Regions from separate parts of the Mus musculus genome. Here all the other regions are linked to region 3. Evidence: chromatin loops called from intact Hi-C (ENCODE). Cell type or tissue: gastrocnemius. All regions are shown on one strand. Region 1 overlaps Phkb (phosphorylase kinase beta). Region 2 has its middle 19 kb from the start of Abcc12. Region 3 holds the start of Neto2 (neuropilin (NRP) and tolloid (TLL)-like 2). Region 4 has its middle 13 kb from the start of Gm33391. Region 5 overlaps Abcc12 (ATP-binding cassette, sub-family C (CFTR/MRP), member 12). Region 6 holds the start of Itfg1 (integrin alpha FG-GAP repeat containing 1).

The links. A loop is a pair of places that touch in the nucleus more often than their neighbours do. Peaks named below come from ENCODE experiments on the same cell type or tissue, not always from the same donor. Only the 100,000 strongest peaks of a DNase experiment are listed, where the experiment ranks them.
Region 1: a loop joins it to region 3, with 2.2 times the contacts of the local background. A loop is called at or near these places in 3 of 42 quality-filtered maps.
Region 2: it touches region 3 in a loop (14-fold over the local background); 37 of 42 quality-filtered maps call a loop at or near these places.
Region 4: a loop joins it to region 3, with 12 times the contacts of the local background. A loop is called at or near these places in 7 of 42 quality-filtered maps.
Region 5: a loop joins it to region 3, with 5 times the contacts of the local background. A loop is called at or near these places in 18 of 42 quality-filtered maps.
Region 6: a loop joins it to region 3, with 6 times the contacts of the local background. A loop is called at or near these places in 9 of 42 quality-filtered maps.

What each region holds. Positions count from the first base shown.
Region 1 is chr8:86,040,619-86,044,618 of GRCm38, reverse strand. It overlaps Phkb (phosphorylase kinase beta), which reads right to left. Exons shown (of 32, transcript NM_199446.2): 28 at 775-909. Among named protein-coding and RNA genes, the nearest start is that of Gm33632, 120 kb to the left of the region's middle. In gastrocnemius, no CTCF peak of the experiment used is centred here; a DNase peak (open chromatin) is centred at 2,392.
Region 2 is chr8:86,583,463-86,587,462 of GRCm38, reverse strand. No RefSeq gene overlaps it. Among named protein-coding and RNA genes, the nearest start is that of Abcc12, 19 kb to the right of the region's middle. In gastrocnemius, CTCF peaks have their summits at 638 (motif pointing left), 1,599 and 2,162 (motif pointing right); DNase peaks (open chromatin) are centred at 635, 1,294, 1,636 and 2,173; H3K4me3 peaks cover 814 bases; H3K27ac peaks cover 1,078 bases.
Region 3 is chr8:85,697,662-85,701,661 of GRCm38, reverse strand. It overlaps Neto2 (neuropilin (NRP) and tolloid (TLL)-like 2), which reads left to right and starts at 738. Exons shown (of 9, transcript NM_001357288.1): 1 at 738-1,021. The coding sequence starts at 988. Mir8109 (microRNA 8109) reads right to left here and starts at 757; the gene lies at 641-757. In gastrocnemius, CTCF peaks have their summits at 1,020 (motif pointing left) and 2,443; DNase peaks (open chromatin) are centred at 718, 1,011, 1,381 and 2,417; H3K4me3 peaks cover 1,923 bases; H3K27ac peaks cover 544 bases.
Region 4 is chr8:86,906,289-86,910,288 of GRCm38, reverse strand. No RefSeq gene overlaps it. Among named protein-coding and RNA genes, the nearest start is that of Gm33391, 13 kb to the left of the region's middle. In gastrocnemius, a CTCF peak has its summit at 1,555 (motif pointing right); a DNase peak (open chromatin) is centred at 1,550.
Region 5 is chr8:86,534,762-86,538,761 of GRCm38, reverse strand. Abcc12 (ATP-binding cassette, sub-family C (CFTR/MRP), member 12) reads left to right here. Exons shown (of 29, transcript NM_172912.4): 13 at 236-439; 14 at 3,754-3,888; 15 at 3,999-4,000. Among named protein-coding and RNA genes, the nearest start is that of Abcc12, 30 kb to the left of the region's middle. In gastrocnemius, CTCF peaks have their summits at 2,139 (motif pointing right) and 3,812; DNase peaks (open chromatin) are centred at 2,202 and 3,478; H3K4me3 peaks cover 310 bases; H3K27ac peaks cover 1,439 bases.
Region 6 is chr8:85,839,190-85,843,189 of GRCm38, reverse strand. It overlaps Itfg1 (integrin alpha FG-GAP repeat containing 1), which reads left to right and starts at 2,241. Exons shown (of 18, transcript NM_028007.3): 1 at 2,241-2,656. The coding sequence starts at 2,452. It overlaps Phkb (phosphorylase kinase beta), which reads right to left and starts at 2,202. Exons shown (of 32, transcript NM_199446.2): 1 at 2,087-2,202; 2 at 78-186. The coding sequence starts at 129. In gastrocnemius, a CTCF peak has its summit at 2,088; a DNase peak (open chromatin) is centred at 2,239; H3K4me3 peaks cover 3,578 bases; H3K27ac peaks cover 3,718 bases.

The DNA of each region.
Region 1 (4,000 bases), 340 kb before region 3:
AAACACATACATACATACATACATATGTACACATGGATACACTTTTATAGACTAATCTTCTCTAGAAGATTCCAGTTAGAATCTCCTACATATATAACTTTGTTAGGGATACTAGATCCAAATACACTAAATAAGTACTTGCCTAAATAATTACACTACTCAGTGCTCATCCTGGCATTAAAAAAAAAACAATTTAAATTCAAGGCAATCCACAAACCCTTGTTTTGTTGTTATCTCTCCTAAGTGAAGTATATGGGAGGGTTTAGCTGATGCTTACTCTACAGAGACAGCATCAGGCAGCATATCTACATAATGTTACCAAACCTGATTTCTTCTGCCTAAGTGTTGGGAGGAAATGCCACACACTATAAAGTTCCATAAAGGAAATTTAGTCAAAAGTGTATGAAATGTTATATATTATATAGAATAATAAAAATGGGAAAGTGCTATAAACTATTCCTGGAGGAAGAACTCAAATCAACACAGACACATAAATTTGGACATTTCAACTTGTGACGTCATTGCTGTCTACCCGTGGCAAGGCAGCCTCGTGTTCTGCTGAAACTCCCTCTGGCCTGGTGTTCACTATGTAGCTCAGACACCTTTTTATCTCAGCCTCGAAAGTGCTGGGATTGTCGGTGTAAGCCACCATGTCTGACTTCTGAACTTTCTTATTAATATTGTAGTAAGGTCTTATCCATATCAGGTTAAAAAAAAAAGCAGATGTTTCTGTGTTTGCTGAGTGTCCTACAGGTGACGAAAGGGTCTGCTTACCTTCCACTCTGTTGAGGCTGGAGAATGTCTAGCAGCAGCTGCTTCACTTCACTGGGCGAGAGCTGGTACAAGTCCACAGCTGGCTTATCCCCGCCCCGGACCTGCAGTTCATACTCCATGGCGTGGATGATCCACCTGAAGCAAGAGCAAAGATCTCCTCAACCACCTCATGCCTCGGCAACGCCCTCCACAGGACTGACGTATCCAGGGTGAAATGAAGACAAGGTCATTTAAATGTCCTCCATCCAGACTGAAACCTGATCAGAATCTCAAGGCTGCTCTTGAACAGGTCGTTAGTTATAAAACACAGTAAAAGCTAAATACATAAGAGGTTTTTGTTTTTCCAGGTCAGATTCACTACTGCTGCATAATAGTATACGTATGCATATACATATATACTATAGCTGCTATAAGATACTCTAAGATCAAATGGCACATGAACGGTGAGCCTTAAGAGTGGGGCTGAGATGTGACATGATGTGAGATGAGACGTTTCCTTCCTGGAAATGACAAGTATGATGATGATTCTTAAAAAATGTCTTTTTACCTCCTAAGTTACTGACTTGGGGCTGGTCAGAACCATAGGTGCCCATGCTTGAAATACAAGGGCAGTTAGCTGCAAGCTAACTACAGTGGTGTGTTAGAGAAGGGTTGCTGCAGCTAGACAGAGGACTGCCTTTCCCTGGATATACTCCCTGGAAGAACAACCCATCAGGCTGCTGTATGTACAGAGGTGAAAATATAAGGCAGATACAGGTAAAAAACTCAAGCCCCCCTTTTTTTATTTTTTTGGCCAGAGATGGTTTGCAAAACAATAGTCATGCTCGCTCTTGGGAAGACTTTAATGTCTCAGTGCAAAAGATGGGAGAAAACCCTCAGAGCAGCCCAGGTGAGCTGACCAGAGGTGGAGTCAACAAGGCATAGGCCCCTTTGTTCTGGGCCAGGTCAAAGGCCACAGATTAAGAAGAGCCTCAGTGACTTCTAATCTCTGTGGTCTCAGATGAAGATCTCAGTCCTTCCCTCTCCTACTGTTGCTATTTCTGGATGTCAGGGGTTTCAGTACATGCTTTAAAATGCTCAGCTTGAGAGAAACAGGACTGCTTGTTTGGATCTAAATGCCTCCCACCCCTCAACCCTGCCCCACTGACAAGCTTGGTATGACTAAGAGATGGTTGAAACTTTAAGAGGAGGGCCTTAGAGTAGGCTTTCTGGTCACAGGGAGATGTCCACGATGGGACCTTCCCCTTTCTGCTTACTCTCTCGAGTGCCAGGAGTTTGCTCTGCCAGGTGATGCTGCTATGCTGTGCTGCTCACCTTCGGCCTAACAGCAATGGAGTCAACTGACCATGGACAAAAATCTCCAATGCTAAAACAACTTTTGTCTTTGTAAGTTGATTCTATCAAACTTTTTGTTACAGTAAGAGTAACCCACTAACACAAGGACAGGATATTAAACATATATTAAAAACTGTTACAAGGGTTGATTGTATCCACCCCAACTGTTCCCAGGCATCCCTAGCAACATTCCCACCCCACTTAAGTCCATTCCACGTTTTCCCTGGAACCTAATATGGTAAGTGCTGCCTGTGGCACTGCCAGCAGATCCCACTGGGCTTGAGTGTAGCTGCACTGAGATCCCTGTCAGACCCATAAGCTGTGTTTCACAGCTGCCTCCCCACCCCCCAGCTTCTGCTTTCTTTCTTCCCCCTCTTCCTTGACGCCCAAAGCCTTTTGATATTTCTTTAAATCAGCTGAAAACTGAAATAAGCTCATGTTTCCAGCAAAAAGTAGAATTTCTTGACATGTTCACCTCCTGTGCTAGAGACTATTTTTGCCCAAATGGTACACAAGCACAGCAGTCACAAGAACACAGTTATTTTTGGATGCTTTGATGTTAAAATTCCATATAAAATTCGTTGTTATAAACATTTTGGTTAATAAAAAACAGTACTCAATGGACCTTTCCTTTAAATAAAAATCTTGATAGGTTTAACTGAAAGTTACTTATAATTCTACTTTATTTCCCTCTCATTTTAATGCTACATTTTATATGTGTAGTAGCTTAGAGTAACGACCCATTATTGAGCCATGCAGTGGAAAATCTGTACTCTGGTCACTTAGAAAGCCAATGGAGTGAAAAGAAACATGGAGTGGAAGGCTCTCTTCTAGACTACGGGACTGCAGAGATGTACTACTATGTGTGGAAGTAAGAAGCCACTTGGGGGCTAGATATTGGATATTTGGTGGTGTTCACTTGTTATTATGATAATGGCACTGTGATCCAAACATTATGCTAGCTGAGCAGCAGCACACAACAGTACTTCTGGTGCTTAGAAGGTGGAGGCAGGAGGATCCTGACTGAGGAAAGTCTGGGCTACATGGTAAGACCATGTCTCAAACCAAATCAAAACCCAAACTATCCACTAAGCCAACAATGACAACAAAATCAGAATGTCCCTCTTTTTAATTTTCATTTTCCTTTTTCTCCAACATAGATTTTTTTTTATTGATTATTTGAGAATTTCACATCATGCACTGCAATCACACTCATTTCCTAGTTCTCCAAGGTACAAGTGGATATCTGTGGTCTGGACTGCCACTAAGGTCATATGGATGCCTGAGGCCTGTGTTGATGTCTGTAATCCGTGAAGGAAACCGCCCCTAAGTCTAATTTATATTGTTCACATACTCACTGGAGCATGGTCAAATTCCCAGTAGCTAGCCCCTTAAAGAAAACTGAGTCTGTCCCCACCTGTATCCCAGCTAGATGCCATCAACTGTGGAGAGCTACACTTTAGCATTCTTACCATGATCTTTTAGAATTCTTGTTGATGGTTTCTTGTCTAGGCTGTTATTTTTTGGGGGGATTGGGTGGGATGGGGGAATGGAAATAGGAGTTGCCATAGAAGCCTTCTAAAATCCTTTTTTTTTTTTTTAAATATCATTTGTGAATCTGCAGTCACAGATAACAAAAGTAGCTTCCTTACCCTTTACAGTCAATTGGAATGTGGATCATGGACTTCCTCATGGTCTCCAGCATCACTAAGTACCATGGACCTCTGTGTTCTCTGGTGGAGAACATAGACATCAACATAGCCCTTAGCAGCACCACAGGCAAGGGACATCAACATGGTCTCTGGGCCAACATGGGTCACAGACACCCATATGGTCCCCAGTGGCAGACTGACCCATTGACATCAACATGGACTCAGGTGGCAGCACAGCC
Region 2 (4,000 bases), 890 kb before region 3:
AAAGTGGTCAGTACTCCAGCAAGCAATGCACTGGGCTCCATATTCTTTAGTGTGTCTCCATGTGACTCATTCTCTTCTCACTAGTCAGACACTGGGACATAATTAGGAAGTAAACAGGGATGTGTTTAGAGTAGGAGCAAGCAGGAGGAGTCTAGGCAGGCCAACCAGTGAAGCAGCTGAAGTCCAGCATCTTCACCATAGCATCTGCTTCCTTGGAACTCAATGCAGGGACTGCAGTTTTTCCACTGCAGATGGCAGTGGCTGCTGATGCTGCTGCCCTGCTGTTGCTGCTGCTTCTGCTGCTGCTGTTGCTGATGCCCTGTTGTTGTTGTTGTTGCTGTTGCTGTTGCTGTTGCTGTTGCTGTTGCTGCTGCTGTTGCTGCTGCTTCTGCTGCTGCTGTAGCTGTTGCTGCCTCTGCTGCTGCTGCTGCTGCTGCTGCTAGTGCAGTTCACTGTAAAGGAAGCAAAGGTGTGGATATGGGAAGACTGGAGCATTAAAACTGGTCTGATTTTGAGTGGTGGCTCAGTTGTTAACAGCACTGGCTGCTTTTTCAGAGAACCCGGGTTTAATTTCCAGCATTCACACGGCGGCTCATGTTACTCCAGTTTTAAGTGATCTGATGCCCTCTTCTGGCCTCTGCAGGCACCGGGCATGCATGTGATAAACAGATATACATGCAGGTGAAACATTCATACACCTAAAATAAAAACAAATACATCTGAGAGAGAGAGAAAGAGAAAGGGAGGGTGGCGTTCTGCTCCCCACAGTACACTGAGAGTAAGGGACATTCCTAGAGACAAAACGTTAATTGACCCCCAACCTTCATCTTCCCTTATTCTTCCTATTTAACTGGACACTGGGATAGCTACTGTCTAAAATATGTTCTTTATAAAAGTCTTCCCAGTAGCTATGGCTCATGGAATGGAATGGGGAAGTCCAGTAAAAGTTCTGGGTTGGAGCCAGTACAGAAAGAATGTTGATCTTGTAGACACCGTCTTACCTCTGGCTTTACTTCTGGCCACTTTCCACTTTCTGGCGGCACCAAATGACCACAAGCTCCAGGACCATGGCCTACCAAGTTCAGAAATTCTCAGTCAAGGTTTCAAAGTAGGGTATTTTCTCATTGGGTTAGCTCAGTCATATGCTCATCTCTGAACCAAGCATGTTAAGCTATTAGAAGTTGGATTTGCCAGGCCCAGTCACTCCTGTGTGGGAGGACAGGATCAGCTCCAAGTCACATGGACTGAATGGAGGGGTTCCCTCTCTAGAATCGCGAGGCTTTTGCTATGAGCAGGCTATGGATGCCGGCAGGCCCCTCAAGGGTGTTGGCAGATATTGAAATAGAAAAAGAAATGATTTTCAACTTCTAGGCAGAAGATCTCTAGGGGAAAAAATGTGTCAACGCATTTTTATTTGTTTTCAAATTGTGATCACCAAGTTCCTCAAAATTCCACAAGAAAAATGAATCCAGTAAGCTAATAGTCTCGCATAGTTTTTCACAGTAGGATAGAGCTGCCTTTAAATGATACCCTGCCTGGGGGTTTTGATCTCTGGAGACACGAAGTAAGCAGTAAACAAGTCAGCAGGCAGTTCCAGAGCAGTGCCAGGAGGTGTCGACAAAGAGCTGAGCTGAGCTTCCATAGAGCTCGCTTGCCCAGCGGACTTGCTGCAGATTCCCTAGAGCGGCAGCAAACAAACATTTACTTAGATAAGAAGGATGGGGTCGGAAGAACGTTCAGTGCAGAAGGAACAGTTTTGCCTGAGGGCGATGCGATCTCAGAACCGAAGAACACGGTCTACACCGAAGGCGGGGAAATGTTCTCATCTTCTTCCGCCCGGAGGCGTCTCCAGTGACACCTGTTTCTTTTTGTGGGGTATTTTTTGACTGTAAATCCTCATTCTCTCTCTCTCAATAGCTATTTTCCCTGTTACTTTTTTTTTTTTCTTCAATCTTTTATCCCCTTTCGTTACTTTCGGAGTCCCAAAGAGCAATCGAAGGGCCCTTCTAAGTGCCATCCTATCCGGCTTCTTCCAAGTCCAGAGTTGTTAATAGAAAATATCTGTCCCTCCCAGACCTATTTTGTGGCAATGGCCTTTGTACCAGAACGCCCTCCCCAAACAGCCATCATCCTTCAGGAGGGTCCTCATGTTTTACTCAAGCTGGCCAGCAGATGGCAGGTTCTTCCTAGTAATGCAGGAAGGCTCCGTAGACTCAAAACTGCAGTGATCTACACGGAATCCGGACAGAAAAACGCAGATCCCTGAGTCAGAGGATGGGAAAGAGGCTACTGCCACCGATCCACAGGACTCCACCTACCTCCCCAGCCCCGATCTCTTCCATCAATCTCTATTTCTGGGATTATTTTCAAAGTCAGCAGCAGCTAAATCACTCAGAGCAAATTTATTAAAGCCACTCTGCAGTGGCTGGTTTCAAACTCACTATGTGGTCCAAGCTGGCCTTGAACTTGTAGCTCCAGTTCTAACCTTTCATGTGGCTGGGTATATGTATGGGCCACTATGACTAACAGACAGTTCTCAGAACAAAAGCAGTTTCCACCTATGTGATACTCTGGTGCCAACTCTTCAGACTGTCAAATTCTTACATAGGGCTGGTGGCAAGAGCCTTTACTCACAGCACTTAGGAGGCAAAGGCAGGCAGATCTCTGAGTTTGAGGCTAGCCTGGTCTACAGAGTTCTAGGTCAGCGGGGGCTTGCCAGAAACAAAACAAAACAAAACAAAACTGACGTCCTAACACATTTTATACACATCCCCTTGTCTCATCTAGATAATTTGTGTTAGAAGCAACCTTACAGATTACCAGTCTGAGAGCTGACCTGTCTGTCGTCCATGTGCCTGTGGGCTAGAACAGAAAAAAATGTCATTATTTTTACTAATGGAAATTTAGCATTTTCCCTTTATCATAATGGAGGTAATCAAATACATCATATCCACGACCTTCACGAGGATGGCGGCATCAATGGGCGTTCTCAAATCTCATTTGGTTGCCCCAGTTTTCACAAACCTCACGTGTATTGATGCTTTGGACTCTTGGTGGTCATTAGACCTCCTTCTAGATTATGTTACTTAGAGCGTCAACACAGTAGATTATGTTTCATAATATCCTGCCTTGTTTTTAACATAGCACTCTTTTAGTTTAATTGGTTATCTGTAATTCTACATATCGTGTCTTGGACATTAAAAAAAAGGTTTTGAAAATACACTGGAGAATCAAAGAGGCCCACGGCATGGGAACAGATTAATAACAACATTTATCTGATATAAATAAATAACATTTATTCTGATAGAGGGATCCTCACTCTGGCAGGAGGGGTGTCTGGCTCAGAACCCCATCACTGGCTTTGAACAGACTTGTCTGCACTTTGATCTAAGACAGAAGAAGAAAGGACCAGAGGGACAGGCAAACATCCAATATGGGGGATGTAGCTCTAAGGACCCATGTCCTGCTCCAAGCTTCTTATTCTGTGTCAGCCACCCCTTGTGTCTGTAGCTGGGGGTTGGGCTGGGTGAGGTGAGGTGAGTGTCAGTCAGGGTTCCCTTCTCCAAGGCTAAATAAATAAATAAATAAATAAAGCCAGCCCCCAACTCTGCTCCATGGAGTACATTTTCCAGGGGGCTGCTTAGCCTGCTACTGGGAATTTGCAGACACTGGTCCAGGACCTGGCCTTTTTATGGATAGCGTATCTAGCAGTTGACAAATCTTTTACTTCAGCCATCTTTGGGTTTAGTATTTTTTTAATATTTATTTATTTATTTATTTATTTATTTATTATATGTAAGTACACTGTAGCTGTCTTCAGACACTCCAGAAGAGGGCGTCAGATCTCATTACAGATGGTTGTGAGCCACCATGTGGTTGCTGGGACTTGAACTCAGGACCTTAGCAAGAGCAGTCGATGCTCTTAACCGCTGAGCCATCTCACCAGCCCTGGGTTTAGTATCTTTAGATTAGCAGTATACATTTAGAATTTTTAAAAAAA
Region 3 (4,000 bases):
ATCAGATCAATTACGGTAGGGACTTAATATTGGTAGGCCCCCCAATACCAGTCATTGTTATATGCACATAACTCAAACCAATAAATGACTGTAGCCCGCCTGCATTCAAGTCATTTCTATTTCAGTAGGATGAAGCAGCTCTGCCAGCAAGACAATTTCAATGCACAAGAGCTGGAGGAAGACGAGATCATGCACAAACTATCCAAGGCACATATAATTCCTTTCCGGTGGCGCTCAGCGGTCCGTCTGTACGGCTGTGGTTAGGGGTGGCCTTGGGGAGACCCAGTCTGCATTCAGTCGCGCCTGTCTCTGCAGCTAGAACAAAGTTTCACTTTTCTGGCTGGCGTGGAGCTTTCAGCCCACTGTGGCGAGGACTGGGAGTGAGGATTCCTCAAGCAGCGCTGTGCCTGGCAACTGTTGGAGAAGGTTCAGTAGGTGCAACAACCCTTACTGCTGGCCGGGGGAACTCACCCGGGCACCTCCAGGGCCCCCGCGGGGGTCTCCCTTCCACCGAGATCAGCAAGGCTGAGCAGACGTTTTCAAGCACCTGAGCTTGAGGTCCTCCGAGAGGGGATGGAAAAATCGGACCTGGGGAGCTCAAGGCTTCGAGAAGACACCGGCAGGGAGGGGTGGGCCGCGCGCGAGGCCCGGGAAGCGAGTGGCGGGCGGGGCACGCGGGAGGGCGGGGCTGCGCGTGCGCAGTGGCCCCGCGGCCGGCACGCGGCGCTGCGCTCGCTGCTTAAATGAGCCGGGGCTCCCGGCGCGCGCCACTTCAAGGGAGCCCGCCGCGGGAGCGTCCGCCGCTGGCTTTCCTCAGCCCGCCGAGAGGCGGCGGCCGTCGGGGACCCGGCACGGCGGGCCGAGGCGCTGCGCCCGCTGCTAGGAAGCGGCGGCGGCCGGCGATGGGGACGGAGCGAAGCTACCCCGCCGGGCCGTGACCACCGCGCCGCCGCCTCGGGCGCTCTCGGAGCGCCGACGCTGAGGAACATGGCCCTGGAGCAGCTCTGCGCGGTCCTCAAAGGTAAGCGCGGGTGCGGGCAGCGCCCCCTTGCGGGCCAGGCCGCGCTCCGCTCCGCTCCGCCGCCGCCTTCGCGCCCTTTGTCTGGGCCAGGCCGCCCGCCGCCGCTGCGAGCTCGCTCCGGGGGACGCCGGCGACTCCGCGCCTTGCAAAGTGTGCGAAGCGAAGGCCGGTGGCCCCAGGTTGCCACCGCAGAAAGTGGTAGCACACAAACCACGAAAGCCCCAACTCCGACGCGCCGCAGCGGTTTCGGAGAAGCCCCCAATGTCCGCGCCTCCCGCGGGTCCCACCTGCTGCGGCCGGGAGGCTGCGGCACCACTGCGGGCTCGGGGCTGCGCGGCGGCCCTGCATGCCCCCCGCGCCCCGCGCCCCGCGCTGCCTTCCCGGGATCGCCGAGTCCCGCTGCCTCATGAGTCCTGTGCGGAGGATGCACGGGTCGGCAGCGGCCGGCGAGCTGACAGCATCGAGCTCCTAAAGCCACTGAGAGGCTGCCTCTCCGCGGAGGTGCTGTTTCAGATAAATATTTCTAGATGGTTTACATTGAGAGGCAAAGTTTATTCCAGAACTCGTCCTGGATTGATCCTTTCATAAATCTCAAGAAAAAGCACCGCCTTTCAGCAAATGACTTCCTTTTCCCCAAATGATTTAATTGCAAATGAATAATATCTGAATGGGTTTTTTTTTTTAAATCCTCTTATATTAAGAGAGAAAGTATGACAGTGTTAAAATACTGGCGCTTACATTTTTAGCACTGAATCCTGATATTTGCACAATTACACATTTTGGTGTTTTCCTGGTACGTGTTAACACCTTATTTTCAAATTTGTTTTGTTAGAAAGTTCAGTGGAACTTTTTGTTGTTCTTGAACTAACAACGTTTTAGACAAACTTCATAATTGGACAAATATTCATAAATTACTAATTGACGTTACAGCCATTTAATTTAAATATTTACCTACCTAACTATATGCATATCAATACTTTTATGTTCAGACTGTGCCAAGATAACCACTAACCTTCTAGCCAGTGAATATTTATTTCAGTTAATCCATAAATTCTTAATAATTTTATTATATAAAAACAAATAAAAAATTCTGTAGCTGCTTTAACTCCTGATTATGTAGTTATTTCCTTGGAAATTAACATTTTGTTTCACTCTTTAATAATAAATGAACCACATGCACAAATGGATTTCTGCTGCTTTAGAGGAATTCTCTTCATTCTAATTGTGAACCCACCATAGTAGGGTTGCCAGCATCATAATGACACGACTATATGAGAGTAGCCTCCCGCAACACTCAGTTGGATCTGTTACACAGCTTTACCTGCAGAACTCAAGGAAACTGAATTGGATAGGGCAATCTCCAGAGGTACTCAAGGAATTGCAGCTCCGCTGCCTGTGCCTTTTCAGTGGGTACACACTGCCCTCTCTGGCCAGTGTGGATTATTGCGCCTATCCAGAAACTCCGTGCTGATGACTGAGCTCCAGTGAAAACAGTGTAGTATCTGGCTTTTATTTTATTTTTTCAAATATTATTCAACCTGAACTATTTTTACATGCTGAAGTATTTTTACAGCTCGAGAAAAATTGTGATGTGGGCTTGCTAAGAAGAGAGCAATCTATTTTTAATTCTATACTGTGCTTTGTAAGCATTAGAATTTGGTCAAGAAAGACTAAAAGAAAAACATTTTGAACCTGAGAAGGCGATCTGGAGGCTGAAAGAAAAAGGGATAGCCTGGATTTTACTGCACATATTAAATCATTTGCTTTTCAAATCAAATGCATATTTTCCTACACAAAATATTATTAAAATGTACCTTAAGACAACTACTCCTTTTCAGTGCTACTATTCATTTGTGTTCCAAGGCATGAAAAAGCATCCCTCAAGTGTATTATAAGTGAATTTTTCCACATCAAGAGGTTCTTCTCTTAAGTAGCCATTTAACACTTGTATAATTATAGATGCTACTTACTTAAATCCTTGTTTTGAAATATAATGGACACTTTCCAGTTAAATACCAGAAATGACTATGAGGTTTTGAGTGGAAAGTACTTTTTAAATTATGGAATTATGAACCAATTGCTTCTTTCTCAAATATTGTACATTTGCTCCAGAAAAATCCTATTAGACCCATTGATATTCAAAGCTATATAATCTGAGGTTAAGTTTATGACATAATGGAGCTTAACTATGCCTTAGCCATCTGTATTTAAAAATCTTGTCTCAACTGAGTATTAACTTCTGTTCTTTAGTCTTAAACCTATCCAGGAAAGATATAGGGGGAAGCTGTCTCTTTAACAGTAAAGCTTCTTTTTAACTCAGCCCTCGTAATACTTCACCACCACACACACACAAACACAGAGGGGAGGAGAAGGAGGAGATGGAAAAATTGTGTAATTATCAACTGAAAATTCATATTGAACAATGAATGGTTTTATTACAATGAATCTTGAACTAAAAGCCAATCTAAATTTTTAAACCAGTGTTCCATAAAGGAAAAGAATGTGTACATTACAAAGCCAGTTTAAATCAAAGCCACTTTCAGTCCTTTGGGAATAAGATAAGAAAATAATAGACTATAAATTTCATGCCTGTTTTTCAAGCAATATTTCAAATTTTAGAGGCTGTACATGATCAACATAATATATCATCCTTTTATTTATTCTTTTTTAAAATAATTATTGATGTTTTAAGTGTGTTTCTGGAGTACTTTAAGGTTGAATTAGAAAAGAGGCTCTTAGGTGGTGGCTCAACCTTAATAACAGACATCCTTCAGAGGCAAGAACAATTAAGAGGAGGGCTGCTATCATTGTGGTAGGAAGCCACCCACTTTTCAACATGTTCAGAATATTTCCTATGACAGAGTACCAATCACTAACTGAAAATTTAATTTTGTTCTGCTTAAACTAGGTTGAGTAGTATATTAGAAATTACAACACTAGATGATAGCAATTATTCTTTCAAATGTTGTTTGATCATAT
Region 4 (4,000 bases), 1.2 Mb before region 3:
CCTTTGGGCAGTGGGCTTGAAGGGAGATTGAAGCATCTGAGAACCCTTATTAAAAGTAGGCTTTGAAAAATTTAAGCCTACAGAGCACTTCTTCTGATCCCCCTCAATGCAATCATGCTGAAAAAAAATGGAGGTACCCTAAGGAGCTATCTGTGCCCTTCCTTTAAGTCTCAGACTATTGAAACAACAGACCTTTCTAAATTGGGATTTCTCCAGGAGTGTCCTGCTAGAGAAGAAAAAAAATGAGGATCCTGATGCCAGCCGAAGTGGAAGCTTCTCTTACACTGTTCTGACAAGATCTTAAGTGGCCCAGGATGGTCTCAAATTTGCTGTATTGCCAAGACTGACCACGAACCTCTGATCCTCCTCTCTCCGCCACCCCAATGCTAGACTCACGGGCACATGCCGCCATGTCCAGCTTTATGTGGTGTTAGGCATCAGACACAGAGCCTTGTACATGTGAGGGGTGTTAGATCAAAATCAAAGGGGCAACATGAAATAACAAGAAGCCAGCAGGCATCTCCAGAAGCTGGATTCTTTAATCAGCACAACTGAGGGCCACAGCCTCTCTGTGGAAGTGACAGCTGTGTACCTGGGGGTGGAGGGCATTTGGGAGTTGAATAGGGTGGAATGGGGTTGGGATGGAAGTTGCCACCAAGTCAGTTCCCCTGCAGGCTCAAAGCAGTAGATCCCAGCAGAGGCTGCTACTCAACAAAACTCCCTAACAGCCCAGGTATCAAGTCAGCTTTCCCGGCCTGAGTTTCTCCGGCCACCTGAGGCTTTGGGGTCCTTAGTCCTTCATTCTAGCAACTAAACTACATCTCCAGCCTTAAAAAGCTAAGTTTGGAAGAGTCAGGGCAGTATTCAGATCTGGAGTGGGCCACAGATGTATGGGCTACAGGTGGATACGGTATCTGTGGGTCATGCATTGTCTGCATCAGTTACTCAGGTTGTGGATTCAGTTGTAGCCCAAAAAATGGACTATGCCATTTAAACCAGACTTTGGGCTTTCCAAGCTCTTCATTGAGTCCTGCAAGGAGCCTATAAGATACTATAAGGCGAAGAGGCCAATATCACCATCCTGTCATCTGTAAACTCAGAAAAGTAGCATGAGTTACTGAGGGTAAAAAGAGGGGCTGGTGCCTAGACTCAGCTCTCTGTCTCCCACCTGGGGCACATTGCCTACGAAGAAATAAAATTATGTGAGTCTAAGAAGAGTCTAAAACTGGGGGTTCTGCCCCACTTGAAACAGATGTAACATAGAAAATGATTGCAATTGTGAACCTAAGAGCAAGCTACCGAAGGTTCCCATTCTGTGTCTGGTCTCTGTTCTTTGTATGACCATGAAGAAATTGCTTAATCTCTCAACCGCAAGTCTCTTAAGAGCCTTAAAATGGAGCCATGGCAGCAACTATGCTGTACTCTACTTAGAGACTTTAGTAAACTAGCCCATCCATGAGGAATGTTCAGCAAGCTCCTACATAAATAAGAGAACCAGTTAATACGATCCAGGATCCAGCCTTTCACCATAGTAATGCTGACCTCTGGCCACACGGTGGCACTGTTGCCTCTGTTACCTTTCCAGTTCACTAAAGCTTCTTTTTTCAAAATACCAAGTTGGGCAAGGACAAGAAAGACTCAGATTTAAATAGAAGAAAGAAACAAGACAGCTAGGTACTACAAGCCCGGAACAAGACCCTCCTCACCACCTCAAATATACTGACGCTCAGACGACTTAGATGGCTCAGGTCATAAAAATACTTGTCTCATAAGCGGACAAACTGAATTCAGTCTCTAGAATCCACACAGGAAAGAACCAACTCCACAGAGCTATCCCCTGCCCTACACACACACACACACACACACACACACACACACACACACACACACCATATGCAGATAAAATAATAATAAATAAATAAATAAATATTTTAAATGCCAAAACGGGAACCAGCTGTGGCGGCGCACACCAGTAACCCCCAGCACTTGGCAATAAGCATCATGATAAGGCAAGAGCATCATGAGTTAGAGGCCAGCCTAAGCTATGCAGAGAGTTCCTATCTCAAAAATAACTACTACAGGACTGGGGAGATGGCTCAGTGGGTAAGAGCATTGACTGCTCTTCCGAAGGTCCTGAGTTCAAATCCCAGCAACCACATGGTGGCTCACAACCACCCATAATGAGATCTGACACCCTCTTCTGGTGCGTCTGAATTCAGCTACAGTGTATTTATGTATTATAATAATAATAAATAAATCTTTGGGCAGGAGCAAGCAGGGGCTGAGTGAGCGGGATGGACCCGAGAAAGCAGAGGTCCTAAAAATTGAATTCCCAACACCCACATGAAGGCTCACAACCATCTGTACAGCTACAGTGTACTCATATACATAAAATAAATAAATAAATCTTAAAAAAAAAAAAAACCTACTACAGGGGCTGAAGAGGCGCCTGGTGGTTACGGGCATTTGCTGCTCCTGCAGCGGAACCAGATTTGCTTTCCCAGCATCCGCGTGGCTGCTTCCAACCTTCCTTAACTACAGTTCCAGGGGTTCCAGTGTTCACGTCTGTCCCCCACGAGCACCAAACATGCATGCGGCACATACACAGATAGAGAGGTGGATATTGATTTATAAAGAGTGAGAGACCCACCCATTGCCTAGCAAACGCATGTTCCTGGGTTTACTGTAAGAACACATCAATTTGCCTTCACAATAACCCAGGAAATTGCCCCTGTTTTGGGTAAGAAACAAGCACATTTAGTAACTGTCCCAGGGTTGTAATGAGTACTTATTTACAAAATCAGACCCCAAACACAATACAGTTCCATTGGCCTGCAGGTTACTGTTGTACATTGAAGTAAACCCCATAGAGCTTTCTCCCCTACCTTTCTAAGCAAAAGAAGAAAGGCCACTGAGGTGGCATAGGAGACTGGCAAGGGGAAGGTTCTAGCATGGGAGACTGGCAAGGGGAAGGTTCTAGAGTCAACTTGCCTATATCAGCAATCTGCCATTCAGTTGCTGTGTGACTCAAATGAGTTGTTTAATCGTTCTCTTCATCTCAAAACTAAGAAGAAAGGCATGGGACACATCTGTAATCTCAACGTGCAGAAAACTGAGGCAAGATGGTTGTAAGTTCAAAGCCAACCTGGACTACAGAGTGAGACCCTGTACTGGCTAGTTTTGTGTCAACTTGACACAGCTGGAGTTATCCCAGAGAAAGGAGAAGTGTAAGCCGAATAAGCCCTTTCCTCTCCAACTTGCTTCTTGATCATGATGTTTGTGTAGGAATAGAAACCCTGACTAAGACAAATTGGTACCAGGAGTGGGGTATTCCTGTGACAACTTGACCTTGTTTTGGGGAGGACTGTGGAAGGACTTTGGAACTTTGGGCCAGAAGATCCATTTGGTGTTAAGAGCTCTGTCAGATGTTGTGTAGGAGCTTGGAAGATAATGTTGAGAACAGTGCAGAAGATGGAGGCCTGGCTTGTGAAATTTCAGAGGGAAGATTAAAGACTTTTATCAGGGCCATTGCTATTTTGATTGTGAAGATTCTGTGGTTCTGGTTAGCTGGGGCTGAAGAATCAGCTGTGATTAACAAGATACCAGAACTACTAAAGAGAAAACTTTGCATTACTGGGACTGTTGATGCTGGTTAGCTGGAGCTAAGAAATTAGCTGTGATTAAGAAGAGACCAGCATCATTGAGGTGTCATCTTCTGGGAAGTGTTTTCTGAGTGCACAAAGAGGGTGTGTTCCGGAGATAGCCAAAGTTGTACCTCGTGCAGCAGCAGGACTTGTTAATGTGTAAGAGTCAGCCAGGTGGTACTGGTTTTGAAGAGGTTATGCAGAGCAGCTGAATCTCGGCACTGTGACGGGCCATGGAAGGCCGTTGATGAAGGTGCAGCCTCAGCTGCAATTGATGGCCCAGGACTGAAGGGGTCATGCAGTATTTTGGAAATGCCAGGACCATGAATGACCACCAAGAGCAGCAGCAGCAGTGA
Region 5 (4,000 bases), 840 kb before region 3:
GAGCTGTTCTCAGTTGGCACTGTGCTTCCATGAAGTGAGGGGGTGGGGTGGGTGGAATTCTTCCAGTCAGCATTGCCTAGCGTAAGGCATGGGGGAGCTTATGTGCAGAGAGAGATAACAAGCTGTGTTGTCTCCCCGAGTCCTGAAGAGTTTTAGAATGCTCCTGATATACAAAGACCATGGGGTGGCAGGCAGACTTAATAATGATGGGCAGTGCCATTATCCCTGTCCACAGATTGGAGAGCGGGGTGTCAACCTCTCTGGGGGACAGAGGCAGAGGATCAGCCTGGCCCGTGCTGTGTATGCTAATCGTCAGCTCTACCTGCTGGATGACCCGCTCTCGGCTGTGGATGCCCACGTGGGGAAGCATGTCTTTGAAGAATGCATTAAGAAGACACTCAAAGGGAAGACAGTTGTGCTGGTTACCCACCAGTTGCAGGTGACTGGGATGTGCGTGGTCCATGAGGCCTTGGGATGAGTGCAGCACTTGATGGTCAAAGAGACTCCTGTTCTGCCTAAATATGCCATTTCCACCAGTAGGTGGCTTTACCTGAACAGGGGATTGAGATGGTAGGAGACACTGATGAGTCCTGCAGCCATCCCTAGCTTCCTGGTATTGCTACCTGCTCCTCTCTGGGTATGACTTCCTTTGGCTTAGTCTTTGGGATCAGTGGGGAGACGACTTTTCCTCCCCCATTGGGTAGATTGTGTAGGATCAATTGGCTCTGAGATCTGGGCCATTGGTGCCAAGGAAATGGGGAGCCAGGCATGGACAAGTCAGGCTCTACCCATTCTCCAGTAGGGACTTGATGGGCCTGAGGTTGGGGGTTCCTTGTCTGAGGGTCATGGAAGCTCTGTTTTCTTTCCTCACCCAGAAAGTCATGGCTCTTGTGATGAGTGGCCCAGACTCCCCAGTCTTCCCCTAGCCCAGGAAAGGCTCCTGAGGCCAGGACCAATGGGCAACGCTTCAGGGTTCTTCTGCCTTCTTAGATCCTGTTCCCATTCAAACAGTAGTCTCCCTCTGGCTTAGGAGGGTGAATCTTGCTGGAGAAAGAGACTGGGCTTATGTTAAGTGAACTGGAGGATTTGGCTGCATGGTCACAGACCTTGTTGAATCCATCCCACATACAGGTTCTGAATGCTTGGTGGGAATCTAGGGCCCCTTCTCTACCCAAGATAATTCAAGGTTACCCTCTCATTCTCTCTCTCTCTCTCTCTCTCTCTCTCTCTCTCTCTCTCTTTCTCTCTCTCTAATCTCCCAAGTCTGGGAGATATACTGCACGTGAGTATGTATTTGTGTGCGTGTGCACGAGCACGCATACCTCAAAGTAGAAAACATCCCAGAGACATTGGGAGGTGACCCGTTGGGGCACTGGTGCAGAGAGCCCCTTCTTCTTGTTCAGTAGGCCTGGTCTGGGGGGCAGGAAGCAGATCTCATTGCCTTTCAGTGAATCAGAAATTGAGGTGGTGAAGGTGTGAAGGCTGAAGCAGCAAGTAAGGTTGCCATAGCTATAGGACTTTGCAGCCTGTAGGTTGGTACCCTCTGGCTGAGGCCAGGAGGACCACCCTGAAGAGAGAGGGCCTCTCAAAGACCCAGGAAACCCAGCCCCCCACAGCTCCCCAGAATAAGCTTTAAGCATTCAAATTTTATACATGTGAGTATCTGGTTTCTTTAGCAGGTGAGCCACAGCTCTATAAAATAATGAGCCAGATTAGTTAGACAAGAACTCCTAGGTCCTCTGTAGGCCAGGGCTGAGGAAAGGAGAAGGCTGGCTGGATTCAGTCTGGAATCCCATGTTTTGCCTAGAAATGGTCTGTGGCCTAGCTAGATTCCTTAGCGTGGTTACCATAGCCCTGGCCTGTGACTATTCAGTCTGTGGCATCTGCTTGCCCTGGGAGAACTGTCTTCCGGAGGAGTCCTGGGTCCTGGAGGATGCTGCCTTGGTCCTGACAGGTGTGAGACAGAGCTGTCCCTCTATTATCCCCTCTTGGAGGATAAACCATAGCCACATGCCCAGCCCATCTTTGAAACTCACTAGCCCGAAGTATGATCTTAGGCAAGCTGGTGTTTTCCCAGAGTCTCCAGCAGTCACACCTTTCCAAGGTCATTTTAGCTCACTTTTTGCTTGTTGGGAGAGGAAGAAGGCCACCAGATGGCACCATAATCTTGATACACTCTTCATCCCATTCTTTGTGGGGGAGGGGAGGGCTCAGCCTCAAACTGCAGCCCCGGGGCTTTCCAGAACATTTCCTAGCTGCTCTGACCTCAGATGCTTTGGAGTAGCTGGCCATGACAGCCACTCATCTGTTTACTTGAGGAAACAAAGCGAGGCCAGCAGTCTGACGAGCTGCTGGAATCTACTAAGGGCTCAGCTTCCGAAGTGTTTGCAGAGCACGGCTACACAAAGCTACTTGGTGTCACCAGAGTGAGCCAAGGGCTTGCTGGCCAGAGGGACCTTTTCGGGGCCCTCCCAAGTCTGGGTGGTGGTCCCACACATAGGCAGAAAAGCCTGTAGATTGTAGTGGGCCCTGTGTGCTTCCTTTCCTCGTGTGAAAAGAATCAATGGCTTAACCGAGCTTACAGCTTTCTTGAGCTGAGAGCTGCCCGAGGTTGGGAGATAAGATGTAAGATCAGGCTGTGGAACACCAGAGGATGATGCCTGAGGTCCAAGTCTGTCTTTGAGGGAAAGGTTCTGTCAGAAGCAGAAGGTGTGTCTCCCTCCACTGGGCAGTAGGAGCCAGGTTCCTGCTTGGGCTGCCTGAGGAAGGGCTCCAGTCATGGATAGGGGAGACAGAGGCTAGAGCTATCCATGCTGCTGGAACTGCTCTGGTTGAAGCATTTGGGCACCACCCACCCCATCAGGTGTACAACTATCAGTGGTAGGCCTTTGCTTGCAGGATTCGAATCAAGTTTAGCCAAGTGGGATTTTGGCCTTGAGCAGAGTAGAAGTGCAAATCCGGGACTCTGGCCCTGCTGTGATGGCTTTCTTCTTTAGATCAAACTGTTCCCACTCTTACAGCATTTTGCCTGCCTTTAGGAGGGGACTATCTGCCCTTTGTTGGGTGGATCAATCGAGGAGTGCCCTTTCTTCTTCCAAAATAAAACGGCATCCCTCTCAGCAGAATTCTTTAATCCAAGGATTGGTGTGGATGTGAAGGGTCTCGGAATCAGAAAAACAGGGCCTGTGATATTTATTGTTCACATCGTTATTGTTCTGTTAAAGCTGGTGGGGGTGTGGCCTATGACCCGGTTTCTATTCCCCGGGCTCAGTGGGGTGGGGCTTCTGACAGGACTGGGATCATGTTTTCTGTCTTTTCCAAACCTTGGCCTCCACAATAGTCAATCAGATTTCTGAGTGGGGTAGCTCATTCACAGAGAAGAATCGAAGGAAGTTTTGATTGCCTCATTGTTGCAGCCAGAGTCCAGCTTCTGTACTGAAAAGACTGGGGACTAGCTCAGTGGTTCTCAATTGCCGCCCCCGCTCCAACCCCTGGGGCATTTGGCAGTGCTTGCAGACAATTTTGCTCATCACAACTAGGGAAAGACATCCTACTGGTAGGTAGACACCAGAGAGGCTGCGAAATAGTCTACAATGCACAGGGCAGCCCCTGAAGACAAGGGATTATTTGGTAATAGTGCCAGGATTGAAAACCCCAGTAATTCAGTGCACCTGGGAAAGCAGGCTGGGAGTTTGGTGTGAGCTCTTTCTTACCGAGGCAGTGCTGTTGTGGATGGATGCACTGTCTCTGCAGTTCCTGGAGTCTTGTGATGAGGTCATTCTGTTAGAAGATGGAGAGATCTGTGAAAAGGGCACCCACAAGGAGTTGATGGAAGAGAGGGGGCGCTATGCAAAGCTTATCCACAACCTCCGGGGACTGCAATTCAAGGTAAACTGCACACCTGCCTGGTGAGTGGGATTAAGAGTCCCGCCTCATGGCTTTCTGCCTGGGACAGGTCTGTTGGCTCACTTTCAGAAGTCATTTCATTTTATCTCCAGGA
Region 6 (4,000 bases), 140 kb before region 3:
TACCATATAGTAACATTAACCTTGAAAACAACAAATATAAAATTGTCGGTTGACCCTTTTGGGGTCTATACACTTACCAGACCTTAACAAAGCAGGTGAAGAGAAGGCTGCATCAGGTGAGTTGGCCATTTCAAACTGTTGATTCTTATCATAAGCGTTGCACGCTAAACTACACCAATTTTAAAACTGTTTAGTGAAGGTTAGAAGCAATCAGCATTAGATTAATGTATGAGCAGTTATTAGCATGATGCAATGTGCAAAAGACAATTAAAGATCATTATATAATTTTAGTTTGTCTTTTATGACTCAAGAATTTGATTTCCTTTATTTGGTAAATTAAGTTTGCATACATGAAAAGACAGAAACATAATATCCACTTACTAAGACACATTCAATTAATAGTATCCTTTATTGTTCTTTAAGTTGTTAATGCTACTATGTAACAATGCTTATAACTCCAAAGAGGAGCCTGTCCCAGAAACAGGTCAATTCATGTTTCAAACAAGGCTGTTTACACAGTTAAAAGTTGTAAACAGAATCAAGTTAACACTTTATAATAAGCAGGAAGTAAATAATATGGCTCAAGGTTTAGTGTCTGTATTTTTCGGAATCAAAAATAGTAGAAACTGCAAACATAACTACTAAGATTTGCCTCAACTACTATCTTTTTTTTTTTCCACTTCTATCTGCACTTTACTCTTATGTAAACATACAGTAAATTTGGATAGTATCTACTATGGCTGAGACTAGGTTTAAGAAACTGCATTCAACAATAGTTAAGCAGAATTTACCCTATTAAGAAAAATACGGTTTTCAACACTTGCTGTTGTGACATATATTTGAGTAAAATAAAGACTTGAAGAGAAAATAGACCCTATAGGATTACTATGTTGCAAAACTGTGTTGCAAAAATACATGTTGGGGGTTGAGAGGACGGTTAAAGACCCTGGCAAAAGACTAGTTATTCTCTTTGCCCAGAACAACCTAATAGCACTTTTTCTATTCCCACAGCAACAGTGTTAATAACCAACTCAAAATTTCTATATGACACAATAAAAGAAAATATAAGCAACAAATATCCCTACAACTGTTTCAAATAATTCTACTGACTCTGAACTTGAGTCAACTGCTTTCTAAAAATTTCTCTTACTTTTCATGTGTTTGTTCCATTACAACCCTAAGTCCTAAGTAAATAAACACACAAAAATTTTAAGATTTCAAATGGAATGAAATTGGCAATACTTTAACAAATACAGTACTTTTCTACAATCTTTCGTCAATCTTTGACAAGGGAAAGGTTCTTGGTTGAACATTTCTTGTCCCCCACCTCTCGTGTTTAAGGACACATTTTTTCCCCCAAGATTGTATCCAATTTCAAAAGTGGCAGTTTCACTGCTGGCTCTCTGGAAAGTTATTAATCAGGAGTACTAACTTTTAAAACGCCAGTGTGACTTTGCAATTTGAACAAGTCAGTTCAGGACACTCGGACTGCTGGCTTTTTAATCTCCGTGGTTGGGAACCACAACTAGAAGCTACAGGTGGTGGGACCATTTGGCTAGGGAAGGGGCCAATTTCATTCTGAGTCATAACTGTACACTAACTTAACTTGTGGCACAAACCGTCTTCCTCAATTTCTGACACACAGAACTGGCTGCAGCTAAAAATTACTGAGGAATGTGAAGGGGGCATATGAGACAAAAGTAGTCGCCAGCTCTTTAGGACCTCACTAAAAATGGAGGTCTACTTTTTGCAGAGCAAGAGCGTTCAGGTTCCAAAGAACTTGTCACTAGCTGACTTACTCGGCAAAGTTTCTGGAGAAGTCAGCTTATCACTAACTTTGGAGAGGAAATAACTTGGGGGAGAAAGACAGACGTTATCTAAATGGGGGAAGTGCAGGGATTGGGGAATGGGGACCAAGATGGACAAGAGCAGGGCAGCAAGAGAAACCTATTGCTTTCTGGAGCCAACTTAAGGAAGCAAGTTGATCCCCAGGACAGATCCCACCTGCCTCCCTCCAGGGGACTTGCGGAGGAGCACCACCCCCTGTACCCAGGAGGGGGAAGGTTGTGGTCACAGGCAGTCAAACCTGAGCGCTTGGCCCGGGCTCTTCGTTCCAAGAGCTTCCAGCTTACTTCAGCCATGAGTCCCTCAGCCCCCGCCATCGCACAGTGCCCACCACCCCAGCTGCCAGTCAGCGAGGCCGGCCCGGCCCCGCCCCCTCGCGCGACACTGTCGGGAGGCACGACAGCCGGAAGTGAGTTCCCGGGCAGACGCCGCCCTAGCTCCTCGGCGTCTTGGTCGTCGGAGAAACAGCCCCAGGGCAGCGTGAGAGTGCAGCGAGGGGCTGCCCGTGAGGCCGCACCCCGAGTCTTTTCTCGGTCGGCCGGTCAGTCGCACGGTGCTTTGCGGCTGCCGTCAAGCGCGGCGGAGGCCGGCCGGGCCGAAGGCGCCATGGCGGCAGGCCGGCTTCCTAGCGCCAGGGCGGTGCTGGCCCCGCTGTTCTTGGGGCTCGCGCTGCTGAGCGTTGGGCCTGCCCCGGCGCGGGCTCTGCACAACGTCACGGCCGAGCTCTTTGGGGCTGAGGCCTGGGGCACCCTGGCGGCCTTCGGTGACCTCAACTCCGACAAACAGACGGACCTCTTCGTGCTGCGGGAAAGTCAGTGCTTGCCGGCCCTCCTCTGTCTGCCCCTCCCGGTGTACCCACGCCCCCTGATTCCTGTTACCCTACCTCTTGCATTTCCCAGTCTTCTGGCTCTCCCTTTATCTTCAGCACAGGGACAGCTTTCCCCTGTTTTTATCAACCCTCGGTCCTAACTCAGTAACCCCGCGGCTTGACCATCAGCCCAACCCTTAAGAACACACCAACCTCCCTTCATCTAGAAACCTCTAGCCTTCATATGGCGAATGATCACCTGCCTGCCAAAGGTCTTCCAGATTTCTAAGAACCTTGGTTTCTGGTCTAAGCATTTGCTTTCCCGTCTTTTTTCCAATCTTCCACCCCCTTTGATGAGAAAACATGCAAGCTGACAGTTTCTTGTGAGAGATGTTCTGCCTTCACCTCCTACTAATTCTGCCCTTCCTTGTGTTAAGATCTTTAAAGGCACTGTGCCTTCCTCAGGCACCAAATTCTCCACCACTCACACCAGCCTCTGTTGTTGTTAACTGCTGATAAACGCAGTGCCTCCTTGGTCATACATTCTCAAACTTCAGACTTCTCCAGCATAAGGTGCCTTAGCTTAGTGTACATCTGGCCCCTCCTCATCTTGAGTACTGCTATAGTCTTCATCCAACTTGCCATTGAAAGTTCATTAACCACATTAAGCCTTAAAAGAAAAAATGTCTGATGCTGACCAAGTGCATCGGTTGGTGGTTAAGGACCAAGGCCATGAATAAAGTTTAAAGCCCCTACAAAGCTGACTGGCAGGATCCTGACAAGGTCTTTTGAGTGCTCTTTCCAGGACCCCAGAACCTCTTATAAGACCTGGATGGTTTTTCCTCTATTTGAATGATTACCCACATTGCAAGAATACTCAAAGTCTGTAGCTAATCTATCCAAACTAGATACAGAGACATTGAAGATATCCTGTGCTTGATTAAGCGTTTCTGAAAGTCTGTCCCAATGAACATTAATTGACCCATCCATGTGGAAGCAAAGGGGGAAGTGTGGAGGGCTCTGCTTTTTCTGCTTATGTGTTGACTTATATCCTTGTAACTTGTGAGTAGATGTTTTAGTAGGAATTCCTGGATCCTTGGTATGATGATAACAGCCTATGAGGGAGACCTGATTGGATGTGGAAAACACAAGACTTAACAGTAGCACAGTATAAATAAGGGTGTGTGTGGGGGGGGGGGGGTGTTTTCTGTATTGCTGCAGATCAAACTTGGGTCTCATACTCAGTATACAACAGTATAGTTTAAGGTGTGCTCTTTATATGGATGCTTCTTTTGAATTATGCCACCTGGCCCTTAATTGAATCCCATGGCGTCACATTGCCTTGAA